Linked DNA regions of Homo sapiens: region 2 is linked to region 1. Evidence: read pairs that join two places in POLR2A ChIA-PET (ENCODE). Cell type or tissue: A673. All regions are shown on one strand. Links, peaks and the distances in the headings refer to the core of each region. The heading gives the core; the rest is flanking DNA.

Region 1 (5,381 bases), core at 271-5,270:
CCAAAATGTTGGGATTACAGGTGTGGGTCACCATACCCAACCTTTGTGGTCCATTTTGAGTTAACTTTTCTGTATGGTATGAAGTAGGTGTCTAACTTTCATTCTTCCACACAAGGATAGCCAGTTTTCCCAGCACCATTTGTTGGAAAGACTATTCTTTTGCCCATTGAATTGTCTAGCCATCTTGTTAAAAGTCAACTGACCATATATGTAAGAGTTTATTTTTAGACTCTCAATACTATTCAATCAATCTTTATGACTATCCTTATGTCAGTATCACAGTGTTTTGATTATTGTGGCTTTGCGGTTAAGTTTTAAAACCAGAAAGTATAAATCTTACAACTGTGTACTTCCTTTTCAAGATTATTTTGGCTACTCTGGGTCCCTTGCCTTTCTATATTAGTTTTAGGGTCAATTTGTCAATTTCTACGGGGGGGAATTTTTAAAAAAGCAATTGGGATTTTGATAGGGATTGCACTAAATCTGTAGATCACTTTGGGTAGTAATGCCATCTTAATATTGTCTTCCAATTCACAAATAATGGCTATCTAATTATTTAGATCTTTAATTTCTTTCAACAATATTTTGTGGTTTTCTGTGTTCAAGTCTTACACTCTTTTGGTTAAATTTACTCCTAAGTATTTTTTGCCTTTTGATATTATTACAAATGGAAATTTATTCTCAATGTAATTTTTAGGTTATTGCTAGTGTACAGAAATAAAGCTGATTTTTATATGTTGATCTCATTTCTTGTAACCTTGCTGAACTTGTTTATTAGTTCTAAGAGTTTTCTGGGTATATGTTTGTGGGTTCTTAAGGATTTTCTATATAAAATATTCTACCATTTATAAATAGTTGTTTCACTCTGGATGGCTTTTTTTCTTTCTTTCTTTTTTTTTTTTTTTTTAGCTCTGGCTGGAACTCAGCATAATGTTGAACAGAAGTGGCCAGAGTAGATATTCTTGCCATGCTCTTGATCTTAGGGGACAGGTACAATAATAGCTGTGGTATTTTTATAGATGTCACTTACAGGATTAAGGAAGTTCTTTGCTATTCCTAGTTTGTTGACTTTTTTTTGAGACAGAGTCTTGCTCTGTCGCCCAGGCTGGAGCACAATGGCACGATCTTGGCTTACTGCAACCTCCACCTCCTGGGCTCAAGCGATTCTCCTGCCTCAGCCTCCCGAGTAGCTGGGGTTACAGGTGTTTGCCATCACACCTGGCTGATTTTTGTATTTTTAGTAGAGACGAGGTTTCACCATGTTGGCCAGGCTGGTCTCGAACTCCTGACCTCAGGTGATCCACTTGCCTCGGCCTCCCAAAGTGCTGGGATTTACGGGTGTGAGCCACTGCGTTTGGCTGACTGTTTTAATCATAAAAGAATGTTGGATTTTGTCAAATGTTTTTTCTGTGTGAACTGAGATAACTGTATGGTTTTGTCGTCTATTAATATGGTGTATTACATTGACAGGTTCTGACCCTTGCATTCCTGGGTAAGTTCCTCTTGATCATGTTATATAATCCTTTAATACACCAGAGAAACAAGATTTCCTCTTTCTTTCTTTTTGAGACGGAGTTGCACTCTGCTGCCCAGGATGGAGTGCAGTGGTGCAATCTTGGCTCACTGCAACCTCCTCCGCCTCCTGGGTTCAAGTGATTCTCCTGCCTTGGCCTCCTGAGTAGCTGAGACTACAGGTGCCCACCATCATGCCCGGCTAATTTTTTGTGTTTTTCATAGAGACAGGGTTTCACCATGTCGACCAGACTGGTTTCAAACTCCTGACCTCAGGTGATCCGCCTGCCTCAGCCTCCCAAAGTGCTGGGATTACAGGCATGAGCCACTGCGCCTGGCCAAGATTTTCTTTTTAAATAACTTCTTTTCTTTTTCAGAGACAGAGTCTCACTCTGTCACCCAGGCTGAAGCACAGTGGTATGATAATAGCTCACTGCAGCCTTGAATTCTTGGGCTCAAGCAATCTTTCTGCCTCAGCCTCCCAAGTAACTGGGACCACAGGTGTACACCACCACACCCACAATTTTCCTTTTTGATACCTGGGTTGTATGTTTCTCAGTTTATCTTGGGAAACAAACCATCCAGTCTACCATGTCAGATGTTTAAGTCTGCGGTATAATAAAAACATATATTAGGTCTTTGTTCCCAGTTCCTGTCACTGACCTCCCAATTTCCTGAGTGACAGGGTTGTCTTTTGTTATTCATAACAAGATTCTTTTGACTATAATGAGTTTATGCTAATGAGGTGACTGATGACAAGGCTCCTATCTAGCTTCAGAATGGGGGCTGGTCTCCAGAGGAACCAACCAAGTGATAAGAGGATTGGAAATTTCAGTCCCACTTCCTGACCTCCTAGGAGGGGAAGGGAGACAGACATTACACTCAATCACCAGAAGTCAATGATTTAATCAATTATGCCTAAGTGATGGAACTTCAATTCAAAAATCTGAAAAACTGAGGGTAAGGAATATTCCAATTCGGTGAACACATCAAGGTGCTGGGAGAGGTGGCGTATCCAGAGAGGGGATGGAAGCTCTGGAGCCCTGCCGCTACTCCCCACATATGCCTCTCTTCCATTTGGCTGTTCCTGAATTGTATACTTTATAATGAAACTGTAATCCCAAGTATAGCATTTTCCTAAGTTCTATGACTCACCCTAGCAAATGATCACATGGAGTGGCATTGTTGGCATCCCCAAAATCTATAGCCAGCTTGGACAGAAGGCAGAAATGTGGGTAAGCCTGGGGACCCAGGACTTGCAAATGGCATCTCAAGTGAGGGCAATTTTGTAGGAATGAGTCCTTAAACTTGTGGAGTCTGATACTAATTCAGGGTAGTCAGTGTCAGAATAGCATTGAATAGCAGGACACCAGTTCATGTGGTAGAATCAGAGAATTGGTGGTTGTTGGAAACACACTGCAGAATCTCTAAACTGCTCTTACTACAGACTACTTACCTGAACAATAAAATAAAGAATAAGGAAATCAAAATAAAGCTTTTTTGTTTTAAGATTTGTATTTTTTTTTTTTTTTGAGATGGAGTTTCGCTCTTGTTGCCCAGGCTGGAGTACAATGGTGCGTGATCTCAGCTCACTGCAACCTCCACCCCCTGGGTTCAAGCGATTCTCCTGCCTCAGCCTCCCAAGTAGCTGGGATTACAGGCATGTGCCACCCCACCCAGCTAAGTTTGTATTTTTAGTAGAGACGGGGTTTCTCCATGTTGGTCAGGCTGGTCTCGAACTCCTGACCTCAGGTGATCCGCCCACCTCGGCCTCCCAGAGTGCTGGGATTACAGGCGTGAGCCACCGCGCCCAGCCAAGATCTGTGTATCTTTAAATAATTATTAAAAAATAATAAGCTTCTCCCAAAGATTTATTGTAGCAACAAAACAGTGGTAATGAGCCCTTAGGATTGCTACCATTAGGGGTATTATCTTGGGTCTAATATTGGTTTAAGACTTGGTCTTTGTGTATCTGGCCAAAATTTGCTTCAAAGAGTTACTGTTAACAAAACTCAAAGCCTAGAAGGTAGCAATAAGGCATGAAAAACAACTCTTAACAAGAAGCCACCTATGCTGTAGCAAAGAAACAGACATGCTTTGATACATAATTTTAACTTATAAAAAGTAACATCAGGCTGGGTGCAGTGGCTCATGCCTGCAATCCTAGCACTTCAGGAGGCCAAGGTGGGCAGATCACTTGAGGCCAGAAGTTCAAGACCAGCCTGGCCAACATGGCGAGACCCCATCTCTACTACAAATACAAAAATTAGCCGGGTGTGGTGGTGCACACCTGTAATTCCAGCTACTCAAGACACTAAGACACTAGAATCACTTGAACCCAGAAAGCAGAGATTGCAGTGAGCCAAGATTGTGCCACTGCACTCCAGCCTGGGTGATGAAGTGAGACTCTATCTCAAAAAAACCCAAAATACAGAAAAAAAAACAACATTTTCACATGCAATGGAACTATTTTCTTAGTTAGGTTTTTACTATATTAGTATTCCATATATTTCAAAATGCCTAGAAGCAATATTATATTTCTATAACATGAAAAATAAAGTTTTAAAAAATTACTACCGGACATTTCATTCATTCAATAAAAATTTATTAAGAAAAAATTCATTTCCAGAAAATCATTGTAAAATCACTGGTAGCTTCTATTTGGGGTCATCTTGTAAGATGGCTATACAGAGTTTTGGAGTAATTTACTAATTGTCTTGAATGGGGCTCTAGATAGACTGTCCAAAAACTTAAGAAAAAATTAGCAAATAACAACATTAACTTTTTTTTTTTTTTTTTTGGAGACGGAGTCTTGCTCTGTTGCCCAGGCTGGAGTGCAGTGGCGCAATCTTGGCTCATTGCAACCTCTACCTCCCAGGTTCAAGAGATTCTCCTGCCTTGGACTCTTGAGTAGCTGGGACGACAGGTGCACATCACCACACCCAGCTGATTTTTATAATTTTTAGTAGTGATGGGGTTTCACCATGTTGGCCAGGCTGGTCTTTAGCTCCTGACCTCAGGTGATCCTCCCACCTCAGCCTCCCAAAGTGCTGGGATTACAGGCATGAGCCACCATGCCCGGCCAACATTAACTTTTAGAAAATAGAAATACTTCAATAATAATGACTTCAACAGTACATTATATCCTGAAGATCAGTTGGAATATTTATTCTTCCTAACCAAGCACACAAATGTGTGTTCATGAAGGGTTTATACAAGTTCTAGGTCTTACCTCATCTATGTTTCTAAGCCATTTGCTGATGTTTTCAAAACTTTTACCATTGGTGATGTCATATACTAGCATGATACCCATTGCGCCTCTGTAGTAGGAGGTTGTGATGGTGTGAAATCGCTCCTGGCCTGCTGTATCCCTGAAATAAACAGCCAATAATTTCTATTAAGCATTTTGATATTACTACATTTCACATAAAGGACAAAACAAGAATAGTTTTTCCTAAGTATATATAAAAACTTTTTAGTTGAAGGAAATTAATAACCTACCCATACTGGATGAAAATCTGAAAGGGAAAACAGTAGGAAGTGACACATAAAACTCAAGTTTATTGAATAAGCACTAGCAAACACCATAGAAACTCTTAAAATTTCATTTTATTTAATAATTTAGTTCCATAATGTAACACAAAAGCAGGTAGGATTTTTAGAACATTAGAGAACTATACCATAGTACAGTCATATTTACATTTAGAATCATTAACCAAAAGTTGTAAAGATAACCTCACTTATAAATAATAAGACAGAAATGTAAATAGTAGTATTTTCCATTATTTAATGCTTAAAGCCAAAGGTGTAAGATGTATTTTGCTCCTGTAACTATGCCCTCTCATTTGTATCATCATTTTGCTCTTTTA
Region 2 (5,309 bases), core at 1-5,000, 84 kb after region 1:
GTCACACTGTTAGTGCAGAGCCTGGACTATACGGGCAAGGGAAAAGAGAAGAAAACCTCCACAGGACACCGTATTACCTCAAGGTGAGAATTGCGAGGATTGAGAGGCTCGGCCAGTACTTAGCATTTGGATTCTCTAAAGTTAATTAAAGGTTTTGCTGGAGTGAGGCCTAAGCATCAAGCTATATCTGCCAGTGAAGCAAGCAGAAGTGATCAAGGTATGGAAGATCTCTGACTCTAGAAAAGAAGAGTAAAATGGGGATCTACACAGGCCTAAAGGATAAACCTAGAGTTATGAAGAAATATTTCATAAAAGTGGAAACAGTGAAAAAAATGCCAATCTACTGCTAGTTTAGGGGTTATGCTTTTTTCAAAATTGCTCTATAAAGAATGTAGTCCAGAGGCCAGGTGCAGTGGCTCATGCCTGTAATCCCAGCACTTTGAGAGGCCCAGGCGGGTGGATCACTTGATTAGGAGTTTGAGACCAGCCTGGCCAACTTGGTGAAACCCCATCTCTACTAAAAACACAAAAATTAGCCAGGCATGGTGGCAGGTACCTATAATTCCAGCTACTTGGGAGGCTGAGGCAGGAGACTCGCTTGAGCCTGGGAGGCCGAGGTTGCAGTGAGTCGAGATCGCACCACTGCACTCCAGGCTGAGTGACAGAACGAGACTCCATCTCAACAACAACAACAACAAAAAATGTAGTCCAGGCCAGGCGCAGAGGCTCATGCCTGTAATCCCAGCACTTTAGGAGGCCAAGGTAGGCAGAGAGCTTGAGTCTAGGAGTTCCAGACCAGCCTAGGTAACATGGTGAAGCCCCATCTCTAAAAAAAGTAAGAAAAAATTAGCCTGACATGGTGATGAGTTCCTGTGATCCCAGCTACTCCGGAAGGCTGAGGTGGGAGGATTGCTTGAGCCTGGGAGGCTGAGGCTGCAGTGAGCCATGATCCTGCCACTGCACTACAGCGTGAGCAACAGAGTGAGACACACTGTCAAAAAAATAAATAGACTGGGCACAGTAGCTCACGCCTGTAATCCCAGCACTTTGGGAGGCTGAGGCGGGTGGATCACGAGGTCAAGAGATCGAGACCATCCTTGTCAACATGGTGAAACCCTGTCTCTACTAAAAATATAAAAATTAGCTGGGCCTGGTAGCGTGCGCCTGTAGTCCCAGCTACTCAGGAGGCTGAGGCAGCAGAATCGCTTGAACCCGGGAAGCAGAGGTTGTAGTGAGCTGAGATCACGCCACTGCACTCCAGCCTGGGCGACAGAGTGAGACTCCGTCTCAAAAAATAAAAAATAGTTGTGTGGCGACATGAAACTGCTCACCCACAATCTGCTGAGCTCGCATGTGCGGGGGATGGGGTCCCGTGGCTTCCCCCTGTGCCTCCAGGCCACCGAGGTCCGTATCTGCCCTGTGGAGTTCAACCCCCAATTTATGTGGCATCATACGTGGCACGTATCATACGTGGTACATATGATACCTAAGGTGGAGTGGTCGGCGTTCCTGGAGGCGGCCGATAGCTTGCGCCTGATCCAGATGCCTAAAGGGCCAGTTGAGGGATATGAGGAGAATGAAGAGTTTCTGAGGACCATGCACCACCTGCTGCTGGAGGTGGAAGTGATAGAGGGCACCCTGCAGTGCCCGGAATCTGGACGTATGTTCCCCATCAGCCGCGGGATCCCCAACATGCTGCTGAGTGAAGAGGAAACTGAGAGTTGATTGTGCCAGGCGCCAGTTTTTCTTGTTATGATTGTGTGTATTTTTGTTGACATATACCGTTTCCGAATTCTGCCGTGTGTATCCCCAACCCTTGACCCAATGACACCAAACACACAGTGTTCTTGAGCTCGATATTATATATTTTTTTCTCATTAAAGGTTCAAAACCAAAATAAATAAATAAATAAATAAAAATAAAAATAAAAAATAAATAAATAAATGGGAGGCTGGGCGCGGTGGCTAACACCTGTAATCGCAGCACTTTGGGAGGCCGAGGCAAGTGGATCACGAGGTCAGGAGATCAACACCATCCTGGCTAACACAGTGAAACCCCGTCTCTACTAAAAATACAAAAAATTAGCCGGGCATGGTGGTGGGCGTCTGTAGTCCCAGCTACTCGGGAGGCTGAGGCAGGAGAATGGCGTGAACCCAGGAGGCGGAGCTTGCAGTGAGCCGAGATCGTGCCACTGCAATCCAGCCTGGGCAACAGAGCGAAACTCTGTCTCAAAAAAATAAATAAATAAAATAAGTAAATAAATAAATAAAGGAGGGAGGGAGGAAAAGAGAAAGTAGTAGTCCAAATATTTGCAAAGCCAAGAAAAAAGAGGTATATTTATATGTTTATACTATCAATTAAGGTATTATCTCTATATTTTTCTAGAAAAAGCATAGTTGACCAGTTCATGGTTCTAGTCTTCAACTTAAGCTTTTAGGACCTGCCTCTACCTTATAAAAAACTCCTGCCTCAAAAGATATTGAGGCAGGATCATCTTTACCACTGTTCCCATGCATATTCAGTCTCTATACCTGATTTCTTACTCTTTTATCCCTCCCCAACTTGCTCTCCGTGTTCTTCATAAGAATTGAGTCTTCCAGGCCGGGCGTGATGGCTCACGCCTGTAATCCCAGCACTTGGCCAGGCTGAGGCAGGCGGATCACCTGAGGTCGGGAGTTCCAGCCTAGCCTGGCCAACATGGAGAAACCCTGTCTCTACTAAAAAATACAAAATTAGCCAGGCATGGTGGTGCATGCCTGTAATCCCAGCTACTCGAGAGGCTGAGGCAGGAGAATTGCCTGAACCCAGGAGGCGGAGGTTGCAGTGAACCGAGATCGTACCATTGCATTCCAGCCTGGGCAAAAAGAGGGAAACTCCGTCTCAAAAAAAAAAAAAAAAAAAAAAAGAGAGAGAATCGAGTCTTCCCTTGAAGGGCCAGCCGACTGCTACGTCATCACCTTGCTATAAAACCTTCCCCTCCAGTCTCCAGGACTTTGTGTATTTACTACTGCTTATTTCCTGTGTTCACACCCACAGTCTTCCTGCAGGGACTTCATGAGGATAGATCTTGGTTAGACTTTCCTGATGCTAAGTACTGATTGCCTAGTGGCTGGCAGCCCGTCAGTATTCTGCTCTGCCTGCATATCTTGACTTAGGCCTCCTCTTGTTAGAAAATAATTGCCCTACCAGGCATGGTGGCACATGCCTGTAGTCCCAGCTACTTAGGGGGCTGAAGCAGGAGGATTGCTTGAGCCTGGAAAGTCAAGGTTGCAGTGAGCCAAGATCCCGCCACTGTACTCCAGATTGGGCAACAGAGCAAGACCCTGTCTCAAAAAAAAAAAAAAAACAAAAAAACAAAGCCGGGTGCGGTGGCTCACGCCTGTAATCCCAGCACTTTGGGAGGCCGAGGTAGGCAGATCACAAGGTCAGGAGTTCGAGGCCAGCCTGGCCAACACGGTGAAACCCTGTCTCTACTAAAAAAAAAAGAATTAGCCGGGCATGATGGCGTGTGCCTGTAATCCCAGTTACTCGGGAGGCTGAGGCAGGAGAATCGCTTGAACTCAAGAGGCAGAGGTTGCAGTGAGCTGAGATCATGCCACTGCACTCCAGCCTGGGTGACAGAGCAAGACTCTGTCTCAAGAAAAGAAAATGATTGCCCCGGGAGTCTTCCCCAGTCCTTTGGCTATGTTTGTTCTAATCCACTGCCAAGGATGCCTCAGTTCTGAAATGCTGATCTCAGCTGGCTGTTGAGGGGCTCCAGGCCCTCGCCAACAAGTCTTATTTTCTATCCTAGCTTCCATATGCTAATCTTCAGAGAAGCTGAACGAGACTTCTTTCCCACACTATCTTCTGTATTCCCACAGTAAACTTCTGGGCTCAATTGAGTCTCCTGCCTCAGCCTCCCAAGCAGCTAGGACTACAGGAATGTGCCACCATGCCTAATTTATTTTATTTTTTTGTAGAGATAGGTTCTCACTATGTCGCCCAGGCAAGTCTTGAACTCCTGGCTTCAAGTAATCCTCCTACCTTGGCCCAGTGTCTTGCATGTAGTGGGAGCTCAATAAACTTTAGTTAAATTAAATTATATCTATATTGGGAGAAATGTTGGAAGTTGTAACTAATTTCCTGCTCCATGAAAAAATGCCCCAACCAGCCTCTATATCAACATGGCCAGTGAGCTTGCCTTGCAGACAGCTGATTGCAGGGCTAGGTATTTGTGACAAAAAAGCATTCCACAGACTGAGAGTAACTATGTTTGTCTATAACATCACCCATTTGTTTTAATTCCATCCTCTAGGGCAACACTGGATAAATCTTTCCCTAATTTCACATGACAGTGCTTTAACTATCTGAACATAGTATTGGTGTTTTCCTCTAGGCTGCTTCAAGTTAACCCTCTCTCTTTTTCTTCCCCTTCTGAGGTATTGAAACTCTTTTCATATAAGACGATTCTCAGAAAACTATCATCACCATCATTCTGCTTTGCTTATGTCTCTCTTAGAGTATGACACCCATAATTGAACATTATGTTTGAGTTGAGGGCATAATCCCATGGAAATAACCAGATCAAGCTACCACTGGCAGGTAGTAGAAATATCTAAGACGAAGATGGTTTCAAAACCACCTTCCAGGTTAACTGCATTGTAACTAAAGAGCTATACAATAAATTATGATTAAAATTACATTTCACATTTACAAATTTAAAATAGACCAAGAAGGCTAGGCACAGTGGCTCGTGCCTGTAATCTCAACACTTTGGGAGGCTGAGGAGGGAAGATCACTTGATCCCAATCAGCCTAGGCAATATGGCAAGACCCTGTCTCAGCCGGGTGCGGTGGCTCACGCCTGTAACCTCAGCACTTTGGGAGGCCAAGACGGGAGGATCACGAAGTCAGGAGATCGAGACCATCCTGCCTAACATGGTGAAACTCCGTCTCTACTAAAAATACAAAAAAATTAGCTGGACCTGGTGGTGGGCGCCTGTAGTTCCAGCTACTCGGGACGCTGAGGCAGGAGAATGGCGTGAACCTGGGAGGTGGAACTTGCAGTGAGCCGAGATAGTGCCACTGCACTCCAGCCTGGGTAACAGAGAGAGACTCTGTCTCAAAAAAAAAAAAAAACCCTGTCTCTACAAAAAATAAAATTAGCTGGACATGGTGGCTCACGCCTGTAGTCCTAGCTGCTCAGGAGGCTGAGGTAGGAGGATCACTTGAGCCCAGGAGTTCAAGGTTGCAGTGAGCTGTGATGGTGTCTCTGCACTCAAATCTGAGAGACAAAGGAAGACCTCTTCTAAAAAAATAAAATTAAGA

The links. ChIA-PET counts read pairs that join two places held together with the same protein. Peaks named below come from ENCODE experiments on the same cell type or tissue, not always from the same donor. Only the 100,000 strongest peaks of a DNase experiment are listed, where the experiment ranks them.
Region 2: POLR2A ChIA-PET joins it to region 1 with 5 read pairs; 5 of 35 experiments call an interaction of 5 or more read pairs at or near these places.

Annotation. Positions count from the first base shown.
Region 1 is chr2:26,109,270-26,114,650 of GRCh38, reverse strand. RAB10 (RAB10, member RAS oncogene family) reads right to left here. Exons shown (of 6, transcript NM_016131.5): 3 at 4,745-4,883. Among named protein-coding and RNA genes, the nearest start is that of GAREM2, 61 kb to the left of the region's middle. In A673, for the core only: no CTCF peak of the experiment used is centred there; a DNase peak (open chromatin) is centred at 2,250; H3K27ac peaks cover 1,098 bases.
Region 2 is chr2:26,024,621-26,029,929 of GRCh38, reverse strand. It overlaps the pseudogene TRMT112P6. Among named protein-coding and RNA genes, the nearest start is that of RAB10, 6.8 kb to the left of the region's middle. RefSeq lists an enhancer at 855-1,383. In A673, for the core only: no CTCF peak of the experiment used is centred there; a DNase peak (open chromatin) is centred at 3,019.